Regions from separate parts of the Homo sapiens genome. Here region 2 is linked to region 1. Evidence: read pairs that join two places in POLR2A ChIA-PET (ENCODE). Cell type or tissue: Panc1. All regions are shown on one strand.

Region 1 (8,000 bases):
AGATTTGTCTGATTTTTTTTATGGTCTCTTGATACATGCTTGCTTTTTAGATTACAGTTTCCACTTCTTAAACATATTTCATATATAGTTATTTTATATTCTGTACTAAATAATTCCAGTGTCCTAGTCTTTGGGGGTCTAAATCTGTGACTGGTGTTTCTGCCGATTCTCATCAGTAGCATGGTGTTTCTCTGAACGTTTGGTTGTTTAATTGTCAGCTGTTATCGGAGACAATTCTGAGGTCCAACTTGGGGATGCTTCCCTCCAGAGACTATTCCCCTTTTCCAGGCGAGACCACCCTCGGCCCCCTCAGTGACCCTTGAGACCCCTGGTTTAAGCAGCCCCTAGGCAGAGAAACATACTTGTTCCCTGGCCGCAGGCTGGCTCTCTGTCCCTGTGTGTGTCCAGGGAGTTATCTGCTTTCCCAACCACTTCCCTTCATCATCCAGGCCTCCACACTACTCTGTCTGTTTGTTTACTTAGAGACAGAGTCTTGCTCTGCCGCCCAGTCTGAGTGCAGTGGTGAGCTCCTAGCTCTCTGCAGCCTCGCCCTCCCAGGCTCAAGTGATCCTCCTGCCTCAGCCTCCCAAGTAGCTGTGACTAGAGTGCACCACCACACCCAGCTAATTTTAAATTTTTTTGTAGAGACGGGGTCTCATCATGTTGCCCAGGCTGGTCTCGAACTCCTAGGCACAAGCAATCCTCTCGCCTCAGCCTCCTAAAGTGTTGGGATTACAGGCATGAGCCACCCCACCTGGCCTTATTTATTTTTGCTGTTTAATTTTGGGGGAGACTCGGAGATATTTACTTTCTTGGAAACACAACAGTCTATTAAAAATGTACGCTCATAGTAATTCATCCAGAAGTTGGTTGTTGCTGGAAGGCCTTTTAAGGGATCTAGTACATCATATTGCCAGCAGGGCTCAGCCTGTGACCAGCAAGGTCTGGGCTCCGTCTGGGGCCAGGGTCAAGGCTCATTCCGTGGCCTTGAGCACAGCCTGGTGTGTGGCTGGGTCGAGTCCAGCAGAAGTCTCGGGGTTTTCCAGCCTCCATCCGAGTCCGGCTTTGATGCCTTTCCTGGTCAGACAGGAGCCGGGCCAGTGGCCAAGCTGCCAGGATGGCTTCCCCGGGGCCGCGGCCGCCTTCCTTCCCCTCCTGCCCGGGCTGGCTCTGGTCGCCACTAGGGGTTGAAGATGAGGGCTCTCCTGGGAAGCTCTTGGCTGAGGATCCGCCTGGTCCCGGAGCCGTGAAAACAACAGCTGGGCCTGGTGGGGGTGGGGAGGCTGAGCGGAGAGGCCAGCTCCCTTGGCTGCTGGGCAGGGTCTTCTGTCCACAGCTGCCTCAGGCGGCTGTTTCCAAAGGTGTTTCCAGCTTCCCAGGCCCACCCTGAGGCCCCGCACCGCCAGGGAGGTGGAAGGCACGGAGCAGCGAAGCCCGGCCCCGGCCCCGGCCGCCCGACCAGCTCACAGAGGAACACCTGTGGGGGGGCCTGTGGGCGGTTCACAGAGGGATGTAGGAACGTGCCTGTGGGAGGCCGTAGCCCCGGAGAGCAGAGGCCTGGCCGGCGGAAGAGAAGCAAGGAAGGGGCGATTCAGGAAGGCCAGAGCCCGAGTGCCGGGGCAGGGGCCCCACCCCCTCACCCCCTCACCCCCTCACCCCCTAGGACAGAAGAGGCCCTCCGTTGGAAGGCAGGGGCCCCACCCCCAGGACAGAAGAGGCCCCACGTTGGAAGGCAGGGGCCCCACCCCCTAGGACAGAACGGGCCCTGCGTTGAGGCCCCTGGGTTCTTCCCCCGGGTTCTTGCCTGGCCCCTTCCATGGATCCTAAGCAGCTCCCTTATCGGCCACCATCTGGGAAGCCAGGAGGGGGGCATGAAATGAGGGGGAGGTGGGGCCCCCAGCCAGGGTTCCCCTCCTCAAGGCCCCAGGTATACAGTTGGCCTTTGCCCAGCCCTTCTAGCCCCTGCAGGGGCAGGACCCCACCTGGACCCCATGAATCTCTCCCAACTTTTGCCCAGCATGGTGTCCCTGACCGAAACCCCTCCACTTCAGGACCCTGGGTCCCCAGGCCCGCCCCCACCCTGAGGGTGCCTCTACACCCCTTCCCCCAGAGCCCCTTCCCCCAGCCTGAGGGCCAGGAGCAGCCTCCCTCTTCCTGCAGTCTCTACCACAGCTCTCCACTGGCCCAGGGGCCTGAACTCCTTGGGTGCAGCCGAGCTGCAGGGTGGCTGTGGGGACCTCTGCTTGGCGTTCTTTCCCGGTGGCTGAGGCCCCTGCCCTGCCCAAATGGGAGCCCGGAGTGTGTGTGTGTGGCTGTGTGTGTCCCATCTGCGTCCCTGTCACACGTCATGCCGGAGCAGGGGAGGCAGTAAGGGGCCCCACCCCACTGGATGCAGTGGGCTTCCCACCTTGCCCGGTGTCATTTCCTGATTTGCAAAATATTTCCTGGGAGCAGAGTTGTTGGCAAGCACAGCCTCAGACGGTGTGAGCAGCTGGGGGACCCCTCAGATGTGGCTCCCTCTGTCCCTCCGGCCTGTGCTGGCCTGCCCCTGCCCCCAGGCCTGTAAGCTGGGCAGGCTGTGGGGCAGGAACTCCCCAGGGTGAGTGGGCTGGTCTGAGGGCTAAGGCCCCTGCTCCCAGCTCCGCCCCACCCGCCTCTGGGAGTCCCTTGTGGTGTGTGGACATAGGTCAGTCCCTCCCTGCTGCCTCCTCCCTATCCCAGTCCAGGCCCCTGGGAGTTTTGCGTCTGCCCAGGGCTGTGGCCTGGGCCTGTCTGGACTGTGTCTGGGGAAGGGGCAGCATGTGGTCCTCCTCTCCCTTTCAGGGAAGGATGTCCCAGCAGAGAGGCAAAGTGAGGGGACCCACACAAGGAAGGGGCCCTGCTATTAGGAAACCCTGGGTCATTCAGGCCTGCTGCTCTCCGGCTCCCACCGGGCCGGGCTCTGTCCTCGCTGTGACGAACCTCCTGCCCCTGTCGAGGCCGGCAACACCCTCCACCCGGCCACCCCTCCCGAAGGCCCCCAGCCTGCTCTGCCCCTGCAGTCCTGGCGCAGGCCCCTCCTGCCCACCCCACCCTGCTCTCAGCACTCGCGGTTCCTTCTCTCTGCCTGGAAGGCTCTTCCTCGGGTACCCCTTGCGTGCGAGTCCCCAGTGACCCCCTGTTCTCACAGGGAAAACAAGTAGACCGTATCTTTCCTAGCTGTTCACCGCCCACCCTCCTAGCCTGGCAGTGCTGGCCCGGCGCCTGTGTGTCCCCAGCACTGAGGCTGGGGCGCGGCTGTGCCCAGCACACAGACGAGGGATGGATGGACAGACGCAGATGGTGCAGCTCCCACCCCTACCCAGGCTGCTACCCGCCAGGTGTCTACCCGCCACCCCAGCTGCTGCTGGCACGGGGGACTGAGGGGGGTCAGCTCTGGGGCCAGAGGGGCAGGCCTGGGCTCCTGGGAAGTGAAAAGTGACCCCCGAGGCCCCCAAGACCTGTCCTTGACCCCAGTGAGCAGGTTGAGTCTAGGAGCTGCGTGGGCCCTGCTCTCTTGGTGACCCCTGCTCTGCCCCACTTACTGTTGTGGGGTGGGCTCAGGCACACCCCAGAGCAGTGCCTCAGGCCCGCACCGCTGCCCCTCACCGCCGCTGCCCCTCACCGCCGCTGCCCCTCACCACTGCTGCCCCTCACCGCCCCGTCCATCTGCTCCTGTGTGTGCTTGAGTACGTTTGTGAGATACGTGAAAACAGCAACAAAAGGCGCCGGGTGCGGGCCTGGGCGTCCTGCCCTCAGCTCGGGTCAGGGGTGGGGTCAGAGGCCTCAGGAGTTGCCCTTTTACCCAGGGTCAAACATGACCACAGCCAGCTGGGGACAAAAGGCCCTTCATCTTCTGCAGAAGCCTGGATTGTGCGGAGGAGGGAGCATTCCCAAAGGCGGGTGGGGGCAGGGGCGGTGCCCGGGTGACAGCAGCCTCCCCAGCTTCCTGGAACTCTCTCCACCTGCCTGCAGACAGACCGGCAGGGCAGGCTGGCTCCGGGAAGTGAGGCACAGGGACTCCCACAGCCCAGGCCCAGACCGTGGGGGCGGGGTGGCCGCAGCCAAACCAGGCTGCTCCCCACCCCATGGGGCCCCAGGCCACCAGGATCAGACAGGGGCTGTGCCTGCAGGAGGCAGAGGGCTCGGGGCCAGCACCCACTGTGATCTGGCCTGACCCGTCCTTGCCTCTGCCTCTTACCCCGGGCCCTTCTCCCTGGAGAGTGGAGGGTTCCGGCTGTTATATTTGTGCTTCCTCCGGTGTCTGCCTCAAGTCCGGCCCGGGCCCTGACACTGCACCTCTGGCTGACCCCATGCTCTCTGGGACCCTCTGTCCACGTCCCTCCTCCGGGGTGGAGACAGCGGGGGGAGGGCAGGACACAAGAATGAGTCCTGAAGACTGAGGGGCACGGGGAGAGCTGATGGGGAGGGTCTCCTAGCTGGAGGGACTCCAGGCAGAGCCGGGAGCAAGGCAGGTGGCTGAGCTCGGCCCAGGCTGGGTGGAGGCCAGGCCTCCTGTGCCTTCTCCCGCTGATGGCGAGCTGAAGGGAGGAGGGCGGCCGCTTCCTTGAGGGCCTGAGTCACAGCCAAGAAGACCCGCTCACTTTTTCCAGAAGTGAGGGAAACTTCCCCGTCAGCCCTGCAAGGCTGGCTGAGGTGTGACTGTGGCCCGCCTGCTGGGCGAGGGTGGGGGACAAGCGGGCCACTGGCTGTGAGCCTCCCCAGGGTGGGGGACCCTCGGCCCAGCTCCCTGCCTGACTACCTGGACGTGCCTCCGCAGGGTCTGCAGCCAGCTTCCGGTCAGACCCCAGGTCCTCCAGCGGCTGCGGCCTTCAGCGTCATCTCCACGGCAGCCCCTGTGTACTGGGGGCTGGGGGGCCTGGCGAGGCCCCTCGAAGTGGTACAGCTTGCACTCTGGGGACCCAAAGTCCCCCCACCGGGCCCAGGCGGAAGCACCAGGCATTTCTGGTCCCAGCCGAGGTCTGAGGTCTGTGGAGCGCAGCCAGCACCTCCACTGCCAAGATCCCCGGCAGGGGGGGTGGGGGGCGCCGGCGGGGACACAGCTCTCCCTTGTTCCTGCCGCCAGCTCCTCAGCCTCAGCCTGCTGCTTCCTTTTTTAGGCAAAGTCGAGTGCTGGCCGTCCGCACGGCCCCGCGGTGTCTCACCTGCCTGAAAGGGAGGAAGGAAGCCTGTGGAGCCCCATCCGTTCTCCCGCGGCGCATCCTCCAGGAGAGGGTGGGGAAGGAGGAGACATCCTGGCAGACACCCCCCCACGTCCCCCACCTCCCAGCTCTGAGCTGAGGAGGCCCTGGAAGAGGGCCATGGCTACTCCGAGGGAGGGCCGGGGTAGGGTTCTCCTGTCCAGGGGACACTGCTGGCCCAGCCCCACCCAAGCAGGGGAAATCTGCCCTGGGAGCCACTGTCCCTCAGGACGCCCCCTGCAACCAGCCACCTCTCGTCTGGGCCTCACCAAGACCCCAAGACTCAAGAGCTCCTGTCTCACCAGTGGGACCCTCCAGTCCTGCTGGGGGTGTGTCCTGGGTCCTGGAGTCTGGGCCCCTCACTGGGTAGGGTATATGGGTAACAGGCCCAGTGTGGTCCCACTGGACAGGGCCTCAACCAACCATCTCCCACTCCCATGCCTCTTCCTCCAAGAAGCCCAGGTGGCGTGGGTGCTTCGAGTCTCTCTCGAATTCCTGTCTTCTGTCCCCTTTCAAGCCACTGTGTCCTTGTAAGTTCCACCCCATGGTCCTTCCCATCCCTGCTGGTCAGTCCCTGGGATACATGTCCTGTTACTCCAGACACCTATCCGCCTCCAGCGCGGAGGCCAAGGCGAAACCACGGTCTGGACGTGTTTTTTTGGTGCCACCGCCAGCCCCTGGGGTTCTCTTGGGCCTGGCTGCTGGGACCCCAGCACCCAGAGTCACGGCAGTGGTGGGCATGGGGAGGGCCTAGCCTGGTACCTCCCTGCTCGGCTCCCGCGGCTGGGGGTCGGAGAGGGGTGGAGAGCGTGGGCCGCACAGCCTCGGCCGGGAGAGGGAGACTGGAGTGTGTGTGTGTGCGTGCCTGCGCGTGCGTGCCTCGGTCGTATCTCGGCTGGTGCTGCGTGTCCCTGCGTGTCGGGGTCCGCTCGTGCGCGCCTCTCCGGGGTCTGTGCGCGTGGCCCTCCGCTCGCGCCGGAGGGCGTGGGCGTGGCCTCGGCGTGGGTGTGGCCGCTCGGGGAGGGGCCTCCCGGGGGCGGGGCCGGCCTGGTCCGCGCGGTGACGCGCCCTGCAGCCCCGAGCGAGCGAGCGAGCGAGCGAGTTGCCGAGCGCGCCCCGTCCCTCGCGCGCGATGCTCCCCTGGACGGCGCTCGGCCTGGCCCTGAGCTTGCGGCTGGCGCTGGCGCGGAGCGGCGCGGAGCGCGGTGAGTGCGGCGGGCGGCCGGGCCGGGGCTGGGGCTTCTGGTGACCGCTCTGCGCCGCTGCCCGCGCAAGGCCGTCGCTGTCCCCTGCTCCGGACGGGCGGGCGGGCTGGGAGGCTGCGGGAGCCGGGCGGGGGCGCGGGCGGAGCGTCCTGCTCACCTGAGGCTGGCGGCCCAGGTGCTCCAGGCGACACCGTCCGTGAGCGCCGGGGCATAGGGGCCGTCCCGGCCCGCATCTCTGCGGGATCGCGGGCCTGGACAGGAAGAGGGAGATGTCTGTCAAGGGGGCACCCCTGCCTCAGTTTCCCTACCCTTGCGAGGGCCCTTAGTGGAGGGATGGTAGGGAAGTTGGAGTCGCCCCACCGCACTGGGGAAAACCGCAAGGCCGGGACTAGAATTGAGGCACGCTGGTGCCCTGGCTTGGTGGGGAGGGGCGGTGTAGGGGGCATCAGCCTCCACCCCGGAGGTGCCCGGAGGAAGGGGGAAGCCTGCGAGGGGCTGTTCCGGCTTTCAGGCTGCTGGGGGTTATATCTTGTTGTGTGAGTCCAGGTGGGCTGGAGGATGGAGGCCAGGGGAGGGGCCACCATCTAGTAAGCGGGGTCTGGGCTCCAGCCAGGCCATCCGGCGTGGTCATTGCTGTGCCTCCGACACCTTCCCCTGCTGCTGTGTGCATGCCCAGGGTGCCTCACCTGCAGGCTGAGCTGCGTGGCTGAACTCCAGCCTCAGGCTGCTCCTCTGAAAGCCATGCCTGGAGGGAACAGCCCCACGGCTCAGGCCTGTCCTGGGGGCCTAGGCCAGGACTCTTGGCTCCACCTGCTTGCAGGGTCTGTGAGGAATGGGAAGGTGTGGGGGCTTGGAGCGGAGAGTCGCCCTCTCACAGATGGGATAACACAAGCCCAGAGAGAGCCCTAGATCCCATGGCCAGTGTGCAGTGAAACCCCCAAAAGTACAGGCCTCTTGCTTAGAGTTCCTCTTTCCCCCAACCTAGGACCTTTGGGAGAAGGCAAGCATCCACTTAAGGAAAGCTGGGGCCCTGGGGGACCCTGCCTTGCTGTGGGGCTGTCTGGGGGGCCCACACCTGAGGCTGAGCATTCCTCCTTTCCCCCAGGTCCACCAGCATCAGCCCCCCGAGGGGACCTGATGTTCCTGCTGGACAGCTCAGCCAGCGTCTCTCACTACGAGTTCTCCCGGGTTCGGGAGTTTGTGGGGCAGCTGGTGGCTCCACTGCCCCTGGGCACCGGGGCCCTGCGTGCCAGTCTGGTGCACGTGGGCAGTCGGCCATACACCGAGTTCCCCTTCGGCCAGCACAGCTCGGGTGAGGCTGCCCAGGATGCGGTGCGTGCTTCTGCCCAGCGCATGGGTGACACCCACACTGGCCTGGCGCTGGTCTATGCCAAGGAACAGCTGTTTGCTGAAGCATCAGGTGCCCGGCCAGGGGTGCCCAAAGTGCTGGTGTGGGTGACAGATGGCGGCTCCAGCGACCCTGTGGGCCCCCCCATGCAGGAGCTCAAGGACCTGGGCGTCACCGTGTTCATTGTCAGCACCGGCCGAGGCAACTTCCTGGAGCTGTCAGCCGCTG
Region 2 (8,000 bases), 120 kb after region 1:
CACTTGAGGTCAGGAGTTTGAGACCAGCCTGGCCAATATGGCAAAACCCCATCTCTACTAAAACTACAAAAATTAGCCAGAAATGGTAGCTAATGCCTGTAATCCCAGCTACTTGGGAGGCTGAAGCAGGAGAAACTATTGAACCCACGAGGCGGAGGTTGCAGTGAGCCGAGATTGCGCCATTGCACTCCAGCCTGGGCGACAGAATGAGACTGTCTCAAAAAAAAAAAAAAAAAAAAATTACTTTTTAAAGTTTTCAAGAAAAAGGTCTTAAATTGTGAATTATTCTGCAACACAAAACCAGACTAAACCCGAAACATTCCACTTGGAGGAAAGCCGGTCTCTGCACTGTGGCCCCATGGTGTCCGGCTTCACTTGGACAGAAACCCTGGATCTGTAACCGCAGCCTCACCCTCAGCACTGCTGCCAGCCGAGAAGGGTCTCCGGCTCGGCCCCTCTGTGCCCCCTCAGCAGACAGAACATAAGGGACTTCTTATCTCCACCCCAGGACATTCCAGTTATTTAGTTATTTAAAAAAATAATAATACAGTAGTTGTTTTGCCAGGAAATTCAGCTTCGGAATACAACCTTTTAAGGCTGAGGCAGGCAGATCACGAGGTTAGGAAATCGAGATCATCCTTGCTAACATGGTGAAACCCGTCTCTAGTAAAAGTACAAAAAACTAGGTGGGCGTGGCCAGGCGCAGCGGCTCATGCCTGTAATCCCAGCACTTTGGGAGGCTGAGGCCAGCAGATCATAAGGTCAGGAGATCGAGACCATCCTGGCTAACACGGTGAAACCCTGTCTCTACTAAAAATACAAAAAAAAAAAAAAAAAAAAAATTAGCCGGGCATGGTGGCAGGCGCCTGTAGTCCCAGCTACTCGGGAGGCCAAGGCAGGAGAATGGTGTGAACCCGGGAGGCAGAGCTTGCGGTGAGCCGAGACCACGCCACTGCACCTCCAGCCTGGGTGGCAGAGCGAGACTCCGTCTCAAAAAAAAAAAAAAAAAGGCACCCAGGCTGACAGACGAACTGGAGCAGGCCGCATCTGAAGGATGTCACCAGTGTGACATTCTCTTGACAATGCAGCTGAACTGTCTACTGAAAAAAACGGAGGATAAAGACCTCATCCAGAGGAGGCCAGTGGTCACTATGGACTGTCTCAAGCAGGGATCCTCCTGGGGACCACCAGACTACGTCAGTGGTGAGAACTCAGCAGGTCCGGGGGACGTCAGGTGGCCACGGAGACCACGTGTCAGTGGCCAGGGCCTCTAAAGAGAAACGAGGAGGAAGTGCAGCTCCAGGGAGTGGAGCGGTTGTGAGATTCACCATCAGCAAAAAGTGAAGCTGAGCACGAGGCGGATCCGGACCACTAAGGGGTCCCCACGAAGCTGAGCACGAGGCGGATCCGGACCACTAAGGGGTCCCCACGAAGCTGAGCATGAGGCGGACCCGGACCACTCGGGGGCCCCCACGAAGCTGAGCACGAGACGGATCCGGACCACTCGGGGGTCCCCACGAAGCTGAGCATGAGGCGGATCCGGACCACTCGGGGGTCCCCACGAAGCTGAGCATGAGGCGGATCCGGCCCATTTGGGGGTCCCCACGAGCCCTCGCTGACCACCCACACCCATTTGATGTGGTTGCTCTCAGGATAAACCACCCAGGGCCCCAAGGTGCCAGGACATACCAGGAAACGCCCCAAACACAGCTCGGTTTTCCTTACCAAGGTTTTCTCTTTTCACTCCCTAGGGGCCTTAGTGGGACCAGAACATCCCGGGGAGTTAGAATGAGCGCAGCTGCCCATCCCACAGGAGAACCGAGAGGCCAGGACCACACTACCCTGCTATGAGTCACCAGGGACTTGAAAGGGAACCCACAGGCACTGCCACGCCAGTGTGGCTGGCACCAGGGACCGCACTCTCCCACCACGGCCTGGGAAAAAGCCATGTCAGGTGCAGCACGCTGGCCACAGGCACTGGAGCCACGAAAGCAACAGCCCTGGGCAGCCCAGCACCATCCTGGGTTCCCTGCTGCCGGCGCCAGCCCCACGTACCCCCGACCACCTCAGCTCCTGGCCCTCAGCCTCTCCTTTGCAAACCGTGGCTGGCAGCAGAGACTTCCTTGACGTCAAGTCTCCTGAAGGTGTTGATGCTCCGTGGAAGCCTTGGTCCTTCCCCGGAAGGCCACACCATCTTCCCTGCACGTATGACTCATCCCAGAGCATGCTAAGTGCTGCTGCCCTGACAGACACACCCACGAGGGGGGCCAGCTATCACCTTATTGGCCAGATTGTCCCGGTAACTGAGTGACGGGACACACAGGAACACTGCAGAGCCTGACAGCCATGCCCCTGCCACACACACAGAAGACTCCCCACATCAGAGGGGAGGTCAGAGGTCTCAAAGGTCAGGTTAGAGCTGGGTCAATCCGTTTCCATGGCAAAACTCAAAGCACCGACACAGGAGGCTCCGGTATCTGTGCTCCTGGTGCATGGCGGGGATGAGACAGCCTCGGCGGCGCTGGTGGAGCTCCTGGGAGCCTCGCTCCAGCGAGGACAGAGCTGCAGCTCAGCACAGTGACTGCCCAGGGCTCTGACCCAGATGCCAACAGCCTGGGCAGTGGCACCTCGGCCAAGAAAGGAGGAACCAGTGCTGCAGGGGCCAGGTGGCGGCTGTGGCAGGCATGTCTGGAGGGAGTGTCGTGCATGTGGGTGACAAGAACAGCCGAGTGTGCCACAAGCGTGGACGGCAGCTCCGTACTCAGAAGGGCACGGTGAGAAGAGCAGGTGACACCGACACGGCTGTGCACAGCACGATGCTCTGGGCTCCCGGGATGGACTGGGATCCACTCACCACACTATGCCACAAGCTTGCCAGCTACCACTTCCATGTCAACGTATCAAGAAATACATCTGGGCCGGGCACAGTGGCTGACACCTGTAATCCCAGCACTCTGGGAGGCCAAGGCAGGCAGACTGCTTGAGTTCAGGAATCCAAGACCAGCCTGGGCAACAGGGCGAAACCTCATTTCTACTAAAAATAAAAAAATCAGGCCAGGTGGGGTGGCTCATGGCTGGAGTCCCAGCTACTCAGGAGGCTGAGGTGGGAGGATTGAGCCCAGGGACATAAGGCTACAGGGAGCTATGATGTTACCACTGAACTCCAGCATCAAAGTCAGAGCGAGACCGTCTCGAAAAAATAAATTCACTTTGAGGCTGGGCATGGTGGCTCACTCCTGTAATCCCAGCACTATGGGAGGCCAATGCGGGTGGATCACTTGAGGCCAGGAGTTTGAGACCAGCCTGGCCAACATGGCAAAACCCCATCTCTACAAAAAATACACAAAGTTTGGCCAGGCACGGTGGCTCACGCCTATAATCCCAGCACTTTGGGAGGCCAAGGCGGGTGGATCACAAGGTCAGGAGATGGAGACCATCCTGGCTAACACGGTGAAACTCCATCTCTATTAAAAATACAAAGAATTAGCCAGGCGTGGTGGCGGCGTGCCTGTAGTCCCAGCTACTTGGGAAGCTGAGGCAGGAGAATCACTTGAACAAGGTGAAACCCATGTCTACTAAAAATACAAAAAATTAGCCGGACGTGGTGGGGGGCGCCCGTAATCCCAGCTACTTGCGGGGGCTGAGGCAGGAGAATCGCTTGAACCCAGGAAGTGGAGCTTGCAGTGAGCCAAGACCACGCCATTGCACTCCAGCCTGGGCAAAAAGAGCAAAACTCTTGTCTCAAAAAAAAAAAAATTTCATTTTGATAGCGAATGCTTTTTTGGCAAAGCACAGAGGCTGCACAAACAGAACTCAGGAACCCCTCGAAAAGGTCTCATGGCCATCTCTGGAGCTGCTGGGCACCCAACTGTAACCGTGGCCTCAACACAGAGCCACACAAGGCTCAGGCCAGCTCTGGGGGGGTCCACCATGGCCTTGCGACTGCAGGCACCGTGAAACTACTTTGCAAAAGCATCTCACCTGCTGCAGACTAGGTGAAAACTCACAGGCTTGTGGGCCCTGACCCTGGGCTACCTCTTGAAGACGAAGGCACAGTCAGCACAGCTGCATTCTGTCCAGACCCTCAAATGACCACCAGCAACTACCTCAGCCAGTCAGCTCCGTTCTACCTCTGTCATCTCAGATGAGAAGAGCAGGCCAGTATCTCTGGCCTTACCTGAAATATCTTAAGGCCGTAATTTACATTTTAGGCATGAATGATTTTCTAAAACCCACGATCAGAGTTTCTCTGGGAATCGGCGTCTGGCTTAGGAACACATTCATTTGTTTGACAAATACCTTCCCAAAACTATTTTAAAACACAGCTGCTGGGCGGGACGCAGTGGCTCACACCTGTAATCCCAGGACTTTGGGTGGCCGAGGCGGGTGAATCACTTGAGGTCAGCAGTTCAAGACCAGCTTGGCCAACATAGTGAAATCCTGTCTCTACTAAAAATACAAAAATTAGCCGGGTGTGGCAGTGCATGCCTATAATCCCAGCTACTCAGGAGGCTGAGGCAGGAGAATCGTTTGAACCTGGGAGGCGGAGGTTGCAGTGAGCCGAGATTGCACCACTGCACTCCAGCCTGGGCGACAGAACAAGACTCTGTCTCAAAAAAGTAAATAAATAAATAAATAAATAAAGCTTCATATCAGCATTTCCTTTTTGGGAACTATACTATTCATCTGAATTAGCATATATATATATATGGGGCCGGACACAGCGGCTCACACCTGTAATCTCAAAACTTTGGAAGGCCAAAACAGGTGGTTCACCGGAGGTCAGGTGTTTTGAGACATGTCTGGCCAACGTGGTGAAACCCCATCTCTACTAAAAATACCAAAATTAGCCAGGCGTGGTGGTACGCCGCACCTGTAATCCCAGCTACTCAGGATGCTGAGGCAGGAGAATCGCTTGAACCCGGGAGGCAAAGATTGCAGTGAGCCGAGATCACGCCATTGCACTCCAGCAGGGGTGACAGACTGAGACTCCATCTCAAAAAAGAAGTCTACCACATTTTACTCTGAGACAAGGAAATGTCCACAGGGAAGTGGCCACACACAGAAGTTAACCTAAAAGACAATGAATTCAGAGGACGGACATGAACAAATGTGCAATTTAAAACACAGGCCAGGTGCAGTGGCAACCCCTATAATCCCAGAGCTTTGGGAGGCCAAGGCGGGCTCATCACATGAGGTCAGGACCAGCCTGGCCAACATGGTGAAACCCCATCTCTACTAAAAGTACAAAAATTAGCCAGGCGTGGTGGCACATGCCTGAAATCCCAGCTACTCGGGAGGCTGAGGCAGGAAAATCGCTTGAACCCAGGGTCGGAGGTTGCAGTGAGCCAAGATCGTGCCATTGCACTCCAGCCTGGGCAACAGAGTGAGACTCTGTCTCAATTAAAAAAAAAAAAAAAAGCTGGGCATGGCATAGGCCTCTGGTCCCAGCTACTGGGGAGGGTGACGTGGCAGGATCACCCACCTGAGTCTGGGATGCCCAGGCTGCAGTGAGCTGTGACAGCACCACTGCATTGCAGCCCACACGACAGAGAGACGCCCTGTCTCAAAACCAAATAATAATAATAATCCAAACCCCAAACGTCATTAGAAAAAATTAGGTAATTAGAAAAAAATCCACAAGAGAGGTACAAACAGTATATGCCAGACACAGGCTTGGTCTCCAGCTGCACGGCCAGACGAGACCCAGGAAAGTGTCAGATGCACTTGCGTTTCACAGGACAACAGTCACATTAACATTTAGAGCTACACGTTTACTTGCTTTTGAAGACAAGTGGTTTTGCAGTTCATAACACAAAAAGCTGGTAAACCTTCACTAACTTACATGTACACAGGATGAACTTTCTGTAGGATCCTGTGAGACTCCCACACACCTTCTCATGTGGCTGAATGGGCTTCCCTGGAGCGGGGGAACTGTCCAGGCCGGTGTCTGCCACCCCAGCCCTCCTTTCACAACGGCCTCTCCCTCCTCCTCTACCCTCTGGGCCAGCGGCTGTTGCCTGGACCCCCTCACTGGGCTGAGTGACACTTCACTAGGTCAGACTGGCCATTCACTAACTTAGAAACAGAAGTCACTTGTCTTCTCCCCAAAGGCACTCCAAGCAAGCTTGGGATGGCTTAACCAGACTCCTTTCAATCAAAAATGAAAAAATCCTGCAAGAAAGCTCAACTATGGAAAGTGGCTTCAGTGTAAAATGAAAAAAAATAGAGAAGCCTCTGCACGTGACCCTGGGAGCCAGGCTCAAGCCCCTCGGCAGGACACCCAGCGCAAAGCTGCTCTACTCCACGTGCCACTGAGGCTGAGCGAGGAAAAGTCATGGCAAAGAAACCTGGGACTTAGAAATAGTTCCACGCATGCTCAGCGAAAGAACAAAAGGCTGCATATGAACTGGACAGTGTGGAATGAGCAGACCTGTAGCACGGGAAGCAGCTAAACTGGACGGTGTGGAACGGGCGGACCTGTAGCACGGGAAGCTGCTACAGGCACTGGGAGGAGAATGGGCAGCAGCAAACGGCCTTGGGAGACGAAAAGCGTCTCAAAACCAATTGTGGTGACGGCTGCAACTCCATGAATGTCCTGAAACCCACAGAACTGGACACGCGACTCAGGGAAGTGCATGATTTGTACATTTTATCTCAATAAAAACAATTCTTGATAAAACGGTCAGTCCACCCAAGGAAAGAACCTACACAGTAGAGTTCCCATTTGTCTACAAAGGTCAGGGGAGCTTAGATCCCCGTCCCTGGTCCAGGTATATACACTACTACTATTATTACTACCCTGGCTGGAGTCCAACAGCACAATCTCAGCTCGCTGCAGCCTCTGCCTCCTGGGTTCAAGTGACCCTCCCGCCTCAGCCACCTGAGCAGCTGGGATTACAGGCACACGCCACCACACCCAGCTACTTTTTGTATTTTATTTTTGGAGACAGTTTCATTCTGGTTGCCCAGGCTGGAGTGCAATGGTGCAACTTCGGCTCACGGCAACCTCCATCTCCCAGGTTCAAGTGATTCTCCTGCCTCAGCCTCATGAGTAGCTAGGATCAGGCATGCACCACGATGGCCGGCTAATTTTTTATTTTTAGTAGAGACGGGGGTTTCTCCATTTTGGTCAGGCTGCTCCCAAACTCTCGACCTTGGGTGATCCGCCCACCTCGGCCTCCCAAAGTGCTGGGATTACAGGCATGTGCCACCATGCCTAGCGTTTTGTACTTTTAGTAGAGACAGGGTTTTACCCTGTTGGCCAGGTTGGTCTCAAACTCAACTCGGGTGATCCACCTGCCTCGGTCTCCCAGTATTGGGATTACAGGTGTGAGCCACTGCATCCAGCCCCATGTATGTATACTATTAATTCCCAAAAGAAAATGTGGATGAAACTTTTTTAACAAGAGTCTTGTTCTCTTCCTCAGGCTGGAGCACAATGGCGCAATCACAGCTCAGTGAAGCCTCCTGCCTCAGCTTCCCGAGTAGCTGTGCCACCACACCCACCACATCTGTGTGTTTTTTGTAGAGATAGAGGCTTGCTATGCTGCCCAGGCTGGCCTCCGGCTCCTGGGCTCAACTGAGCCTCCTGCCTCGGTCTCCCCAGGCTGGAACTGCAGGCGTGGCTCGTCTAACTTTACCGAAGGCTCGCATCCCAGTGCTGCAAACCTAGACTCGTACCCTGACAATCCCCAAGGGAGGTTTCAGAGGCACAGGCAGCAAGTCCCTCAACCCCTCAGGCTCACTTCTGGCTTGTGGGGGAAAAGACCAAAATCAGCCATCTAGAGCCAAATACAGTCTCTAACTTATTATGGCTCAATGCAGGATTTTTTCACTTTAGCATGGGGTTACCAGCAGGCAACCTCACAGAAAGTCAAGGAGATTTTGTATTTAAGAAATGAAAGCTGAGAATAGTGGCTCACGCCTCTAATCCAAGTACTCTGGAAGGCCAACATGTGAGGATCACTTGAGGCCAGGAGTTCGAGACAAACCTGGAT

What was found. Peaks named below come from ENCODE experiments on the same cell type or tissue, not always from the same donor. Only the 100,000 strongest peaks of a DNase experiment are listed, where the experiment ranks them.
Region 2: POLR2A ChIA-PET joins it to region 1 with 11 read pairs; 5 of 35 experiments call an interaction of 5 or more read pairs at or near these places.

What each region holds. Positions count from the first base shown.
Region 1 is chr1:1,429,398-1,437,397 of GRCh38, forward strand. TMEM278 (transmembrane protein 278) reads left to right here. Exons shown (of 2, transcript NM_001146685.2): 2 at 1-858. VWA1 (von Willebrand factor A domain containing 1) reads left to right here and starts at 6,293. Exons shown (of 3, transcript NM_022834.5): 1 at 6,293-6,424; 2 at 7,530-8,000. The coding sequence starts at 6,352. LOC107985729 reads left to right here and starts at 3,836. Exons shown (of 4, transcript XM_017003066.2): 1 at 3,836-3,891; 2 at 4,566-4,674; 3 at 4,799-5,005; 4 at 5,139-6,152. The coding sequence starts at 3,836. The coding sequence ends at 5,753. LINC01770 (long intergenic non-protein coding RNA 1770) reads right to left here and starts at 5,176. Exons shown (of 2, transcript NR_125996.1): 1 at 4,791-5,176; 2 at 760-1,265. RefSeq lists enhancers at 2,972-3,715, 5,204-5,947, 5,207-5,266 and silencers at 5,052-5,346, 6,093-6,462, 6,221-6,410. In Panc1, a CTCF peak has its summit at 1,241; no DNase peak of the experiment used is centred here; H3K4me3 peaks cover 5,939 bases; H3K27ac peaks cover 7,358 bases.
Region 2 is chr1:1,552,800-1,560,799 of GRCh38, forward strand. The region is part of intron 2 of SSU72 (SSU72 homolog, RNA polymerase II CTD phosphatase); the gene reads right to left. Among named protein-coding and RNA genes, the nearest start is that of TMEM240, 16 kb to the left of the region's middle. In Panc1, no CTCF peak of the experiment used is centred here; no DNase peak of the experiment used is centred here.